Regions from separate parts of the Mus musculus genome. Here region 1 is linked to region 2. A link is a loop called in an ENCODE intact Hi-C map of the cell type or tissue named here. Cell type or tissue: gastrocnemius. All regions are shown on one strand.

Region 1 (8,000 bases), 400 kb after region 2:
AGATGGCCTAGTCGGCCATCAGTGGAAAGAGAGGTCCCTTGGTCATGCAAACTTTATATGCCTTAGTACAGAGAAACGCCAGGGCCAAAGTGGGGGGGGGGGGGGGGAGGAGTGTATGGGGGACTTTTGGGATAGCACTGGAAATGTAAATGAAGAAAATACCTAATTAAAATAAAATGTACACAAGACCCTACTGCACAAAAAAAGGAATACAAGATGTCAAGAAATAACATTTGAAAACCACAATCCAACAATGAACCAACATATCTAGAGATTATAAATGCTCCTCAAATACGCAAATAATAACATGAAAATAAATTAAAATACAAATAGACGTTCCATTGAGGGGATTTATAAACAGAAAGCAAAGACATAAATATAGTAAGATAGACGGGTTAGGGTAAATGGGGAGTGTTAGAGGGGACACTGGGGAGTTGATATGTTCATATTTCATTGAATACATGTATAAATTTTTCATGAATAAAAAATATGTATCATCATCTTATTACATTCAGGTAAAGAGAAATTAAAATAATAACAACATCATGACACAACTACTCCAACATCTAAAACAAAATACATAACAAAATCACATGGTGTTAAGTATGTAAAGAAATGGTAGTCATACGAGGATATGTCAACCGGTATAGAGATTACTGAAAGCAATTTAACAATTTTTTAAAAAACAAAATAACACCTATATCATGACGCCCATAAATGGTACTCTTGGATATTAAACAAAAAAAAAGAAAAAAGAAAAAAGAAAAACTATGTTCGTAACAAAATCTTATTTATAGTAACTGGTTTATATGTATCATAAAATGTTATGCAGCAAAAAAATTTTTGAACTCTCCAAAGATTCACACTTTTGATTCCTTTCATATGACCTATTCAGGATAGGGAAATCCACAGAGAATAAAGCAGACTCAGCTCAGAAACAATTACTCGAAGTAATGAGAAGGGGCAAGGGAAGGGAGGGAGAGAGGGAGGGAGAGATGGACCTATAGCAATGATAGGCTTTTTAAAATTCCATTCATTCATAGGTTTAAAGATGAGAACAATTCTTTAAAAAAAAAAACTTATTATCTTTCTGATTTAACGTTTAGTTCATGTAAAAGAAAATGTATTTATGAAGGAATGTTCTATATTTAAACAACATAGAGATGCATGTTCTCTCTAAGGAAATCAAAGTGCCACAGAAGAAAAATGCACAGCATAAATACGTAGGTATGACCTTCAAATCTTTGTGACTGACGTTCTTTTACTGCTTCAGTATTCATCCTAAAAAGTTATCCTATGTCCCCAAATTTGCCCAAACATCACACTATAAAACACAGGTTCTTCTCTCCTGTCCCTTCCCATATCTGATCCTGCTCCCTTTTTCCCTCCCCATCTGTTATCCCTCAGAGGGTCAGGAATGGAACAGAAATTTGTAGCAGTGGGCCATGGGAAACTGGGGGTACTCACTATAAAGTCCCCAATGCCAGGGGAGCTAGAGGCTCCCAGGACCCAACGGGATCACAGTAGCCGAAATATCCAACACAGGGGAGACAGAACCTGTAGCAACCACCTCCAGCCCCCAGTTGAGGGAAGGGGCCACCCACCCATCTCAAAAATTTTAACCTAGAATTGTTCCTGGCCAAAGGAAAAACAGGGACAAAAAAAAAAAAAAATGGAACAGAGACTAAAGGAAAGGCCATCCAGAGACTACCCTACCTAAGGATCCATCCCATCTGTGGACACCAAACCCTGATACTCTTGTTGATGCCAAGAAGTGCTTGATGACAGGAGAGCCTGGTATGACTGTTCCCTGAGAGGTTCTTTCAACACCTGACTAATACAGATGCAGATACTCAGAGCCAACCATTAGAATAAGCCCGGGGACCCTAATGGAAGGACTAAAGGAGCTGAAGGGTTTTTCAACCCCAGAGGAAGAACAATATCAACTAAAGGGACCACCCAGAGCTCCCAGGGACTAAACCATCAACTAAAGAGTATCCATGAAGGGATTCATGGCTCCAGATACTTATGTAGCAGAAGATGGTCTTAACTGGCATCCCTGTGGAGGCTCCATACCTCAGTGTGCTAGATGCTAGAGCAGTGAGGCGGGAATGGGTGGGTGGATGGAGGAGCACCCTCATACAGGTAAAGTGTAGGAGGGGGGATGCGATGGAGGTTTGTGGAGGGAAAATTGGGAAGGGGATTCATTTGAAATGTAAATGAATAAAATGATTAATTAAAACAAATAAATAAAACACAGGTTCTAAAGAACAGGCTAAAACTACAAAGAAATACTATTTAGTGAGCCTTTCAAAAATATGTATCTGTCAAAGAAGTTTCAGGGAGTAGCATTTTCTCATCATTAAGAACAAAAATACAAAATTTCATTGCATCTCTGTAAATGTTTCTTAAATAAGTCACAGAAAAATTGCACGTATTATGCAATGTTATTATGCATCTATCCACCAAATAAATACTCATTGTCATCCACTAGACACTAGTAAATGTTTGCAAAAATACTTCCAGCTTCTTTAACCTGTCAGACAACCTGATAGTAAACTATGTCTGTACAAACCAATCACCTCACAGCAGCCTTACATTTCCTTAAAGCCTCATATAAAAAGCACCTGCCTAAAGTGAGTAATGGAGTCTTATGATCATTACACTTAGGAACAGTGTATGTAACCGATTCCATTTTCCTCCCTTGTGGAATATATTTCAGCTTATATTGCACAGCACATTACCAGTGCACATAAAGACTCTCTGATTAGCCCTTTGGACTGCCTAAGTACTTTTTTCCCCTGCCCTATAAAATATATTTACTTTATTTAGGAAATCAAATGTAAAAATATTTTATTATGGTGATTTTGCCTTCGTAATGAATACATAGCACACGTATTGTGATCAGTATATTCTAATGCAATGATGAGATAGAAAAGGGCTTAATCAAACTTCATGAGATACTCATTGAAAACTGGCTATAAACAGCATTTCTTCAGAACACAGGAGGAGCCTGTGAGAGCCACTGTCCACCTCCAGAGCTCCCAACACTTGGAAAGCACTGCACTCAGAATGCAGCAGGAGCTCAGTGGATGCTAATCCAAGAAGGCCCGAACACAAAGAGAGCTATCATTCTACTGGGAAACCCCAGACAAGCCTGAGACAGCCCCTCCAAGACATTTCCAAAGAAAAATACCTCAGTTATTGCAAAGACTATCTAAGATTAAGGAATAAAGGATATTTCAAGTGTAAATATGGTAAATATGTGGTAGATTATATTATAGCTCAGACAAAGTTTAAAATCAAGTACACTAATAAAGACTGAAGGAAATTACAGAAATGGAAATATAAAAGTTATAAAATGATAACTTAGTAATACTATAACATCTATTTTAATATATTAGAAAGAACTTCAAACCAACAACATGAAGTCTAAGCAGGTTGGGTAAAGGCTCCATACTGCCCCCTGCTGGTGCCCTCCTTCGTAACCTCCAGTACTTCAGTCCTACAAAACAAGCAGTGACAGGCTCACTAAACAAAGCAAGACACCCACAACAGACGCTGCATGTTAAAGAGATAAATGGATTAGGTATGAAATAAAATGTGAGGAAAGCGAGCATATTCATAAATATAATACATCAAGAATAAAAAAATGAAATCCAAAAATGTACAAAGCTTTGCTTAAAAGAGCTCAGTCTACAGTGTGGGCCAGCAAACATTATTTTCTCCTGAGCTAAAGAGAAATGCTTTAGGATTTGCACTATGTAGAATTTCTTTCATAGTTATTCAGTTCTACTACTGTCACACAAAGGAACTTCAGAACTTTTTTTTTCTCCAGAAAAAACAGGTGATAGGCTGGGTCCAAGTCATAGGCAACACTGTGTCTTAACATGGTAATACTCTATCCTGGTCCACACAATATTGGTACAAACAGTAGTCTGCTGCTGGTGCTGGTGCTGGTGGTGGTGGTGGCGGTCAGTTTCTAGAGGACTGAGGAGATGGGTCTGTAAGTAAGGTACTTGTTCTACAAGCATGGGATCCAAAGTTTAATTTCTAATGAAAAACTGCCAAGGATTGCCACATAAGTCTGTAACTCCAGCACTGGGAACAAAAACAGACCTATCCTAGGAACTCTTTGGCCAGCCAGTCTAGTAAAAAACAGCAAATTTGAAGTTTAGTGAGAAAACCTATCTCAAGAAGCAAGGAGGCAAGTAATAAAGAAAGACACCCAATGTCCTCTTTCTGGACCTGTTTCCATATACATAAGCACCAGCATGGGCCCGTGTGCGCACGCGCACACACACACACACACACACACACAGACACACACACACACAGAGACACAAACACAGCATTGTAACTATCCTACTCTACGGGGGCTGGAGGGAATAGTGGAAGGGGGGGGGGGGGGTGAGGGAGATCAACATCAAGGTTGAGAGACTCCAAAACAAGAGGCCCCTGCAGGGTTTGTCCATTAGTGTATATGAGAACCCTTGCAAGACATCAGATAAAATTCTTTATACATTTTTTAAAATATAATATGAACAATGACTTAGATAAATGATCATTAAAAAACTAAGAGACGATTAAAAAGTTTCCCAAACCATGTAATATTAACAAAACCAGAATCAGACTTCATGTAAAATTTTGCTTTTAAATATTATACATAAATACTCAATATTTATAGTAATTACAATATTAAATTATTTTGAAATTAAACAACAAAATAGAAAAACAACATGTAATTCACTTAGGGTTGTGAAAAAACGCAGAAGCACACATGTAACAACATGGGCTGTTGCTTTCCTTCCTATGCACCGTACAGACACGAATGAATGAATGAATGAATGAATGTGTTCATGGCATGTGCATTTTAAACACCTAACTATATGTATGCATGGCTGTACACAAGAGCATGTATGTATTGTTTAATAATTTTCTTTGCAGATACAAAGACTATGAAGCAAATTTCTTCATTCTGCTTTGTGTAGTGAGTCTGCACTCATGCAGCCGAATACTGGTAATTAATAATTTGCTGATTTTGGAGTCTCATAAGGTATTTACCAATATTAAATTTTATAGATATCTGGGTGTGGTATCATGTCTTTAATCCCAGCAAGGAAGGGGGTGGGGGGAGGCAGACAGATCTCTGAATTCAAGGCAGCCTAGTCTACAGAGGAATTTCCAGGACAGTCAAGGCTATGCAGAGAAAACCTGTTTTGAAAAAAATAACAAAAAAAAAAATTAGAGATAAAATGATGAATACTGTCAATACTAATACTATTATGGAAGAATCTTGTAAAGTGTGACTATCTTAATGAATAGCAAAACAAAAACAAGGAGACTTTTTAGATACATATTCTGAAAGTTTTGCTATATGTAACTTATGGGGTTTTTTTAAGTATTGGATACAGATATCCTGAAATGTATGATGTAGCTAGCACACACTACTTTTAAAAATATCTTGGGAAAGAGTCACACAAAAATCTAAACAATGTCTGACAAAAGCAAATTCCAACATCTACAAAATAATAATCTCAAAACTAAATGTTTTTCATGAAGCTGTCCTGTTCTGGCTGTATGGTTTTTTAAATAGGAATAATTCTTAATGTAACTTATTACGATCTTTAAAGCATCAAAGAACTATTTTATAGCCTGCATTAACTTGTGATAAAATGGCTTCTATGAAGGCCAGTTATGTTTCCTGGAAAAACAAATGTGTATCTATTCACTGATCGGATTTTCTCTTTTATCTTGTCTCCAGTTTCTGTGTAGATTTATCATGTTCATTGTTTTAAATTTTAACAAATCACCTAATGACATAATAAAATATGTTAACCTTGGAATTATTTGCAGTTGGAGAAATCCCTTTTGTCTAGCCCATACAGGGCCTGCAATCTGTTTTAAACACAGATTGTCTGCCTTTTGTCTGACAGCCACCAAGCTGCACAAATTACTTTCTGCCTGTTCACCTGTTTGCAGCTGCATCTGTAAGCTAAAGATTCTGCAGTTTGACTTGAGCAACCACTTCAGGATTGATGACATGTGCTGCTGATAAAGTGAGCAATTTGAAGAAATTACTGCCTATAGGTACTGAAAGACATCTGTGCGGGAGCTGAGAACTAGAAGCCTTCAATCATGTGCTTGCAACCTGCAGAGGCGGCAGCAGTGTTTGAAGTGGTACCCTACGAAAGGCAGTTGGCCCTGACTCTAAATAACCACACAATATATGGAACATAATCTCTCAAATGAGTACTAAAAGCTTCTGTCTTTTCACTGTAAAAAATGGGGTTTGGTTCCTTCTTTAAAATTTTCCTTAGGAAGTAATGCCTGACAATAATTACGCATTTGTTCTTCCATCTTCCAGCCAGCTGACATATCTCTTACTTCCTATGTGAAGAAATACTCAGCATTCGCTGACTGTGTCCTGCGTGAGTCACACATTATTCATAAAAAGGTTCTTTGCTCATTATCTAAATACTCATAACAATATTAATGTTCATTATTAATTATGCAACTATTCAAAACAATATTAAGCTGGAATGACTGTTCCATTCTCTGGTGGAAAAACTGAAGCAAACTAAAGTTCCTATCCTCATGTCACACGTCCATACTGTAAGTAAGCATATGTAACTAGTCCACACTAGTTTATATGATAAAGTATAAGCTTTACCAGAGACACTGTGTCACTCAGATCAGACATCAGGAGATATAGTTTCTATTCCATCTTTCTATCTCATTACAAAAATTTGTTTCACATAAGACTGTCAACATGAATTGAGAAAACCGATTTAGTTGAAATCAAACTTTTGAGGCTCAGGTATGATGCTAAAGTTCAAGCTCTTTCCTCACATGCTGAAAGTCAATGAAACACTTTCAGGTAAAATCATTTTTTAAATTTTATCAAATATATATCAGTTTATGTAGAAAAATATACCATACCTAATGATGAAAAAGACACCATGCTAACTAAAATACTATTCAAATGATTGCATAAAATATTTACAAGTTTGACTTTGTCAAAAAAATAGTAATTAGAAACAGAAACTATTAAAGAAATATAAATTAATTGTGATTTAAAAGTTATTGAACATAAATCCATAAGAATGGAAATTATGTAAAATTCAGAGGAATCAACTAATATATACATAGCTACATGTTTAATCCACGTGTTTCAAACTCAAAACAGGACTTAAAATTATAGCTTAACATATTTTATGTTATTGAGGTAAATTCTAAAACTCTTAACTTCTACTTGCAAATGTCAAAATATTCTTAATATTTACACATTTCAAATAGTAAAAGCTAATATCTTAAACAGTTTAACATATCTAACTAATAGCAGAAGGTAATTACATTCTAAAATGTTTAATTAACTGGAAAGCAAGAGTAGCTTTTAGGAAATATGACTGCAGAGAGCATAAACAGCTTCAAATAAGCGTATAATTCTTCATTTATGCAAGAGATAATTTGACCTAATTTTCAAATATTAATTTGAGGATCATTTGCCATGAAAATTTTGGTTCTTATTTAGTGTAGACACACTAAATAAAACATGTTTCTTCATTTAATTGGAGAAAATATGTTAACAGAACTGTTTAATACCTCTTACAAAGGTTTGATTAATTAGTTCTATTAGTTTATTACTAATAGGGGGTAAATTTATTATAAACTTAGAAAAACATAGTCATAGTATTTATAATGACTGAAATCTTTATCATAACTAATTTAAATACGTTTAGTAAAACTGTCAAGAACTACCAGCTCGATTTCTTAAACATTCTTTTAAAAACAAGTAAAGTCAAAGACCCTATGCTAAATAGCTATTATAAATTTGACTTTCACACTCCAGTCTACATAAAATGAATTCAACACAGAGCCAATTTGTGCTAGCCACAAAAGAGGATACACATCATTAATGGTTATAATAAATCAAGACTGTATTTATTTACCTAATGGTGTAGCAATAATTTTCATTATATTACTATCCTCAATTCTCT
Region 2 (8,000 bases):
GGGCTACACAGAGAAACCCTGTCTCAAAAAACAAAAACAACAACAACAACAACAAAAAACAAACAAAGAAAGGACTTGGATAACCTATCTTGGAGTCCAGGGCCCTGAGGGACACAGTCTACCCACTGCCACACCGTCCTCCCCAAAGCAAGCAAGGGGACTGCTGGTTTACCTACTGGCCCCACTTTCCACTCATTATCAAATGACATACCCCACACCACAAACTGTTAGTGCTTAACTAGTCTCTGGCAAGTCAACCTGCACTTGTAACATTGTACCACTTCCTCCCACAGAGAAGTTCCTCTGTGCTGGTGAGGCTCTGCACTGCACAGACACCAGAACAAGGGAGGAGGAAACCTTTCAGGCTCATCTCTTCCACTCTGGCCTCTACACTTCCACGGTCACTTTGATCTCTACACTACATACTCCCTCAGATGCTAGAAAGGCAGGGTGCCAAGCAGTATAGTTTTAAATTCCTTTGAAAGCAAATAAACAAAAACACCCTTGAAAAATCCTGCTCTGTAAATTTCTAACTCTGAAGTTTTCTTTTTATAGATTTTCCCAAAGCAACTTATTTTCAAACACTTGATCCTTTGCAATACCCATGGAAATCTTCCCCTCTAACTATACCACCGGGCTGCTTGACAAACAATAATTGCTTGGAGATGGGCTGATCTGAAATAAAGAAATCCAAGGGGGTGGGGGAAGGAAGCTGGCTCCTGACTACAGTTTACACAGCACGTGCACACTGCTCAAGTGCTGCTCAAACAAAGCAAGCAGCCATGCTAAGGGGAAGTAGATGCTTTCCCAAGGTTGCTGGGAACTCACTTCTCAAAGTGCTTAGGGGTGTCCTGTGCCCTCGTCCTTTGCTTTGGAGATTGTATACCAAGACCCATGTTAAGTAGGGAAGATGGAGCACAGGTATTGTGTCTGGTAATCTCCTCCCCAGGCAGTCCTGAGGTAGCCCTGCTAAGGAGCAGCACCACACTGTAGAACTGCTCCTGCCCTAGTGCTCCTCAGATGCACTGCCAGGGACTGTTCCTTCATAGCTCAGTTCTATTTATGAAAGGTCGCGAACTCCACAACCACTCCCACGAGAAGCCACGTGGCCATCCCTGGAGCTTCCAAAGCTGAATGCAGACAGGAGTATCGAGTCTCTTACCGAGCAGGCTGATGCCCAGTCTGGACAGGCCCTGTCGCAGTCCTTCACCTAGGCTCTCAGGGAGCTGCCGCCGCCACTCCTCCTGCCGGTTGTAGTGCTCCTCGTCCAGCGAGAGCCGGCCCATATTCCGGGCCAGGCTGGTGGCCAAGTTGGTGATGGATGTCAAGGCACCTGCGGGCACAAGAGCATGGGCTGGTTCCCTTCAGGTGGCAGCCAGGGTTTGTGAGGTGGGATGAGAAGACATGCCAGCAGCACTGAGTGGCTAAGACCTTTGCACCTTGCCAATAATTTCTCAAGACTTGGGGGAAAGATTTTTGAAGTCCTCTATGGATCCAGTTTTAAGAGATTAAAGTCCGACCGCTGACTACATGCCTAGCCTACCTATGTTTCTGAGCTCATTTTACAGGTTATGTTTAAGGTTATACTCCTTAGTCCCAGGTAGATTGTCAAGAAATGTTTCCACTTTACAACTTGTGAATTCACTGTTCCCTTTTCTTCCTCTGGTCTCTTTTTTGTTTGTTTTTTCAAGACAGGGTTTCTCTGTATAGTCCTGGCTGTCCTGGAACTCACTTTGTAGACCAGGCTGGCCTTGAACTCAGAAATCCGCCTGCCTCTGCCTCCCAAGTACTGAGATTAAAGGCGTGTGTCACCACGCCCGGCCCTCCTCTGCTCTCTTATACAGGCTTACATCAGCTTTGAACTTGTGATCTTCCTCAGCAAGCGTGACCGCACCTGGTCATGACTTCAGTCTTAATAAAGGGAGAAAGTAAACTCTATCACTTGGTATTCTGAGGGAAAAACCCTATTTGCTATAGAAGATTTATGAAGTTTTGGTAATCTGGACATTGACTGATAGAAAAGTCAACAAAGGAACCCAGGCAATGATTCTGTTTGGTTTTCCTAAAAAAAGACAACTTCCCATGCTCCAACAGTCCCAACTGCTCCAGCAAGTACATATGGATCTCAGCAGCAAAACCAGAAGACACCAATAGAGAAGAAATGGCAGGTCCCACTTCTGAAGCTATCATTTTTACCTGTGGTCTGAACACATAAGATACCCAGACACACTCAGACAGATGAACACACAGACTTGAACACATAGACACACATACAGACATGAATCACAGACACACACAGATGTATGAACACAGACACACACAGACATATAAACACAGAGACATATGAACACACAACACAGACAGACACACACACAGACACACACACACACAGACAACCCCCCCCCCCCCCGATTTTGCTAAGATGGGAGAACAAATGTAAGAAGCAGTCAGGATGCTAAATAAGCTGAGCTACAGTTTAACAGGTGTTTGCTGTCCTATTGTAAAACACAAACACCAGAACCTCAGAGGACCCATGGCAGGACTGAGAAGCCCACCAGGCACACATCTGTGAGTTTCTAGTCCGCTCCCAGGCCTCCCGGGATCTGGGGCTGGGGGAGGCTCCCTTTCATTGTCCATGGAATTTGTTTTTATTACTCTGGCTGCTCTCTTGCCAACCCCCCACCAGGAGCCCCCACCCTCACTATGGATCATGGAGTCTCATATTTCAAGCCTAAGTCTTCTTTTGAGGTCTTCTAGAGTCTTCAGTAACCTGCCCACTCATAACAGAGTTATGGTATTGTCTACAGTAAAATGCCTTTTATGGGCAAGAAGGCCTTTGCCCTGTTTTCTCTGCCTCCCGCTGAGAAGAAAAGGGGACTCAGATGGCCCTTGTTAGTTCCCTGGTCACTGCCAACCTGACCAAAATATCGAGCAAACACTGGATGAAATGAAAACATTCTCCTGGTGGGAAGCAGTTTAGCCTCCATGCCTGATGACCTGTCTGGACCACAAGATGGCACTGTGGATGTAGGGAGTGGGAGTAAAGCTGGCTTAGCAGTCAGCTTCCCCACTACAATGAGTCCATGTCCTTAGACAGCTATGACAACTGTATCTGCATTTTAGAAACATGATGAGGCAACTGGTGTGGGAGCCCTGCTGCTTAGCAGAGGTCACAAACACTGTCAGTATTTCTATATTTATTGTATAGAATAACAGTGGAGCCAGTTTGTGTTTTCTCAATGAGAACGTTTCTGAAACATTTTTAAACACTACAGGCAAGCAGTGATTTGTTTAAAACATGAGCTTTGCTATCATCCCAGCATTTCACAGCAAGTTAACACAACAGAAGCTGCAGGCTGGGTGAGCAAACTGAACAGCATGAACGCTTGAAACACAAGACAAGGCCCTGCAAGGACCGGCACCCGCTACCTTTGGAAATGTGCTTGACGAATGATGTGGTCCCTCTGGAGACTCCGCTCACGAAGGCTCCTGGGCCTCGGGTCAATCCCTCATATGGAAGCCTGAAGAAGTCCGAGATCCCATTCCCAATGCTTCTCACTAAGCTGGCGGGGCTGCCGAGGATTTCCAGAGACCCCACCACCCAGCCTGCAACACAAAGGGAAGGGGTTATTGAGACCTTGAGTTCAGCACTTTCAACACTCATGAAAAGTGGCCTGCTTTCTCTAAAATTCCCTTTCCACACTAGAACGAAGGGTGTATGACACCCATAAGCTTCTTTGGAGCAAAATATGGGAAATCATATCTGTGAATTCATAAATGGTGAACTTTCATACTTTATAAATCACAGTGTTCCTCTGGCAGCCTTGCAAATGGCTTTAATATGACTTCTGTGCCCAAGCCTCCTGTACTCCTGTAAAGGGAGCCATGTGCAGAGAACACCTCCAGCTCAGTCAGGCACTCTGGGCTGCAGGTGCTCACAGACTGAGATGTTTCTCCCTATCTGTCAGGGCGGCGGCGGCAGCAGCAGCAGCAGCAGCAGCAGCAGCAGCAGCAGCAGCTGCCTGGTGGTGAGAAGCCAGATGCTAAAATAGGGTATTGCAAAAGGGATGCAAGCTTTGACAAGGATGGAGGGTTCTTTTTAATCTTTCACAATCCTATCAAGCTGAGTACTTCTCTTAGAGTGGAGCTAGAGCCAAACAAATGTCTCTCCTTCAACCCTATTGGGCTGTGTAAACATCGGTGACAGGGACACACTGATTAGGTTAGCGAGAGGGAAGTGCTCCCCCACCCATGTCCCAGGAGCGTGGCTTTGGGTCTGCTTTCCTATTTAAATTCAGACTTGCCAGGAGCTGGCCTGCTCCAGTGGCTTGCTCACAGCCTTCTGCCTTTTCCCTTCCGCCTGGGGTGGGGACTGAGGGCTTGTAAGCCCAGAGGACTCCAGGGGCAGGCAAAGACCAGGGGCAGGGAGAGGAGAGATCTGAAAAAGCAACTTCCTTTAGGAATCTTTATGCCAAACTCAGTACTGTGGCCTTTTTATTGGGAAGGCTGTGAGGTAAGGCAAAGGATGGGAACTGTTCCCTCTCTCAATAGCAAGTCTCTGTGACAGAGATCCTCAGTTAAGTCACCAACCGAAGAGGGAGGCCAAGTCCCCAGGTCACTATCAAAGCAGAGAGCTTCCTAAAGTAGAGAGCATAGGACTGGCATAAATGTTGAGCCCTTTTCTGGAGCATTAGGGTGACAACATGGCTGTCAGTCATTAGGACTGACAAATGAAGAGCCACGTGGGGCCAAGGCACTGCTCATGGAATCCCCCAAGCACAAGGCCAACAGTGCCACCATCACCCTGCAAGTGTGCCTGACCACTGAGCTGCTGGGGGTCAGAGCTGTATGGATACAGGAGGTAGATGACAATCCCACTTGATGTGTGTCTACAGTATCTCTACTGGCAGGAATCAGAGGACACTGAAGTGAGATTTTGTTAGTAAGACATTCACAGTCTCTGGCTGAAAAATTTAGGAGTAGGGTTTCCAACCTAGGTTAGTTTACTTGATCTCTGCCCATCTCAATCAATCAATCAATCAATCAATCAATCAATCAATCAATCAATGGTCCTGTGGAATAAGTTATTCCTCTTCTTAGAGGATCTCCCAGAATGATCACAGGTTCCATCTGATGGCTGGTTTAGAGACCTTGGTTTCCCTGACACATGTGAAAGAGTCTCCTGTCAGGCTCCAGTGAAGCTTCCTTCAGGTCTGGGAACATAGAGGGCATACAGGGGAAGGCCCACGTTGACTCTTAATCCCATCTGGCTGCTGAGAGTCCTTTCCTATTCTTCCTAACCATATGGAAGGTGTACCGCTGATCAGTAAATCTGTGATCAGTAAAGCCTGAAGCCACCAGAGGGCTGTTTGTGGATGGAGATTCCACTTGGTGGCATCCAGGCTAGACAAAAAGACAGAGAGTATACAAGGATGCTCTTTACTCTTTTCTCAGAGGTGAGTGAAGTGGCCTCAGCACCCAGCAGGCATGGGTTCCAGACTCGCCGTCGAGCTTTGGCCACCTGCACTACACTGACATTGCCTGAGTGTGTACTGCTGTATAGTGCACAAGCTGTGCCCAACGTGCTGCTGACTTTAAAATGTTTACTACTACTCCTAATTTATGTGGCTGTGGGTGTGCAAAGGTATACACCTGTGGCGGCTAGGGGACAACTTGTAAGTCCTTTCCTTCCACTCTTACCCACTCAACTGGACAGCGGCCATCTTGCTGGCCTATTTATTCTGCATATTTAAGGGATAAATGGCAAGAACACACATAATTCTTCAGTATTTTCAGGCTACAAGTAGTTGGATCTGCAGATGTGAACCCAAGGATGCAGAGGTTCATCTGCATATTTTTGGCTTAGTTGTTTGGAAATCTTGTGGGTGATCTGAGTCTATGAGAGTGGGAGCTGGAGGTAGGCAAGAACCTTGAGAAATTCTCAAGCCCACATTCCTCCCTTTGAATGGAGCTACTCATTTCTAGTTAGCAGTTATGGGTTTTTAAAGCCTCTTCAAATGACTCCACAGACTTCCCCAGAAATGAGGTCATGGTGTTTTAAGCATCCCAGCCAGGAACCTTGAGTCCAGTGGGTAAATGCAGCCCTAAGTGAGATGGACACAACCCACTCCCTCCTGGCTAGCCCTCATCCGTTCTCTACAGGAATGCTAGTCCATTCTCTTTGGGCCTGCCAGCCACCCTCCCCGTGGCCTTTCTATTTCTCAATGCTCCAATGACTTTTCTTTCAAGTAATATTCAGTTTTAGTGACAATGTTTTCAATTTCAATTTCAGCTTTGGTGTTAAAATTTCTTTCCTGCTGTATATTGAAAATGAGACAATCACAGGATTTCTAACTATAAGAAGGCCAGAGAGAATGTTCACATGAGATCCCTCAGTCCCAGTAAAACAAGGCAGTAGGTTTCGCACAAAGCCTATGGAGGCCATGGTTACCCGGGCACAGGTGGAATCTGTCCTTTAGGCCAGCTTCCTAGCTTGGTGTCAGCTGTGACCGCAGGGAGTCCTCCTCCTCTTTTGACCTCTGACTAAAGAGCTGATATATGTCAGTGTACCAGAAGGGTAAGTGTCTGGGGTACTTTACAGAGATATACATGTCTATTCAGTTTGAAATATTCCTCATTATTTTTAAATGGCTCCTTGCTAAGGAGTCATTTAATTTCTTCATTATTGTGCAAACTATCCAAACAACAGGTCATTTAAGGCTCTCAGCTGGAGGCTGTCCTTTTTTTTCTATGGTGCAGCCAACCTGTTCCTGATCTCTATGTATTTCATTATGGAGACGGTTTAATCTTACCCATGTAGCATGACTACTGGCCTCTTACTAATGGTAATACAGTCATTTGTTGCCACAGCCTGAATAGGCTATGGGAATTCATTCACCAAGAACAAGGTTATCTCGTGCAGGAACTCATCCTGAACAAAGCCAAGTGTGGATGCTGCTCTGATAACTGTTAGCACCTTGGGAGCAGGCTAGCACCCTCTATCTAAGACTGACCCTGAGTCAGGAACACATGCCCTACAGAGGATGACTGTCAAGTACCACAGGGAGCCCGATTTTCATGTTTGCACAGAATGCTCCTCACGGAAGATTCTGTACTCACATCAAACACTCCTTGTAGGCTCTTCCAGCCAGATGGGAAACAGAAGTCTTATTTCTCTCCTTGGTCCCTAGTGTAAACCATCCCATAGCCTTTAAAATCCACTTTACAGCTGAAGATGCAGGCTCAAGAGTTCGATATTCACCCAAGGTTTACACTGAACATTCAGATCTAGATCCAGTTCTGTTAGCTGTGGCCCTATCACCCAGGCCTACCTGCTTTCCCGTGTGTTGTGTAACAGACAGCCCCCTGCCACAATGGACCACTTCTGTCCAGGTGCTAGCCCGCCACAGACCCTTCCCTTGCATCCTCACCTGCTCTGAAAAGAGCCCCAGCAGCATAGTGCATGGCCAGTGCGTGCACCAGCTGCCTTGCTGTGGTGAACACTGGTCCTCTTTCAAACACAGAGAAGGAGAGAGGGGTGTGGTCGGAGGCTATGTACAGCTTCAGGGAGGCATGGATGCTGATGAGCAGGTTCACTGGCTGGATGAGCAGCTTCCGTAACTTCACTGCGTTCACCAATGCCTTGGCGTGCTGTGTCACCTGCACAGGCAGCACCTGCTGCCCTGTGAACAGCTGTGCATGGTGACCAGACATCCTGCTGGGAGGAAGGTAGGTGTCAAACAAAGTTTTGATGTAGTAAACAAAGGTGTCCTCCACATACAGCCGTGCTGGCTTCAGTTCAAAGGTGAACTCGCTGACATCGAGGAGGATGTCCTTCCCCTCAGAGACAGTGAGGCAAAGTTTGATGAAGCAATTCTCCTTGTATTCTTCCAAGGCTTTGCTGGAGACCAGGAGACTCTGCACCCTGGAATACTGAGCAGGGTCTGTTCTCTCTCCTTGGCAGACCAAGACAGCAAAATGGAAATTAGACTTGTTATAAA

The links. Peaks named below come from ENCODE experiments on the same cell type or tissue, not always from the same donor. Only the 100,000 strongest peaks of a DNase experiment are listed, where the experiment ranks them.
Region 1: it touches region 2 in a loop (6-fold over the local background); 9 of 42 quality-filtered maps call a loop at or near these places.

The regions. Positions count from the first base shown.
Region 1 is chr15:35,514,075-35,522,074 of GRCm38, reverse strand. The region is part of intron 17 of Vps13b (vacuolar protein sorting 13B); the gene reads right to left. Among named protein-coding and RNA genes, the nearest start is that of Gm24771, 31 kb to the right of the region's middle. In gastrocnemius, a CTCF peak has its summit at 3,474 (motif pointing left); a DNase peak (open chromatin) is centred at 3,469.
Region 2 is chr15:35,910,380-35,918,379 of GRCm38, reverse strand. Vps13b (vacuolar protein sorting 13B) reads right to left here. Exons shown (of 62, transcript NM_177151.4): 56 at 7,431-8,000; 57 at 3,430-3,606; 58 at 1,163-1,333. Among named protein-coding and RNA genes, the nearest start is that of Cox6c, 24 kb to the left of the region's middle. In gastrocnemius, a CTCF peak has its summit at 3,008 (motif pointing right); a DNase peak (open chromatin) is centred at 3,009; H3K27ac peaks cover 2,639 bases.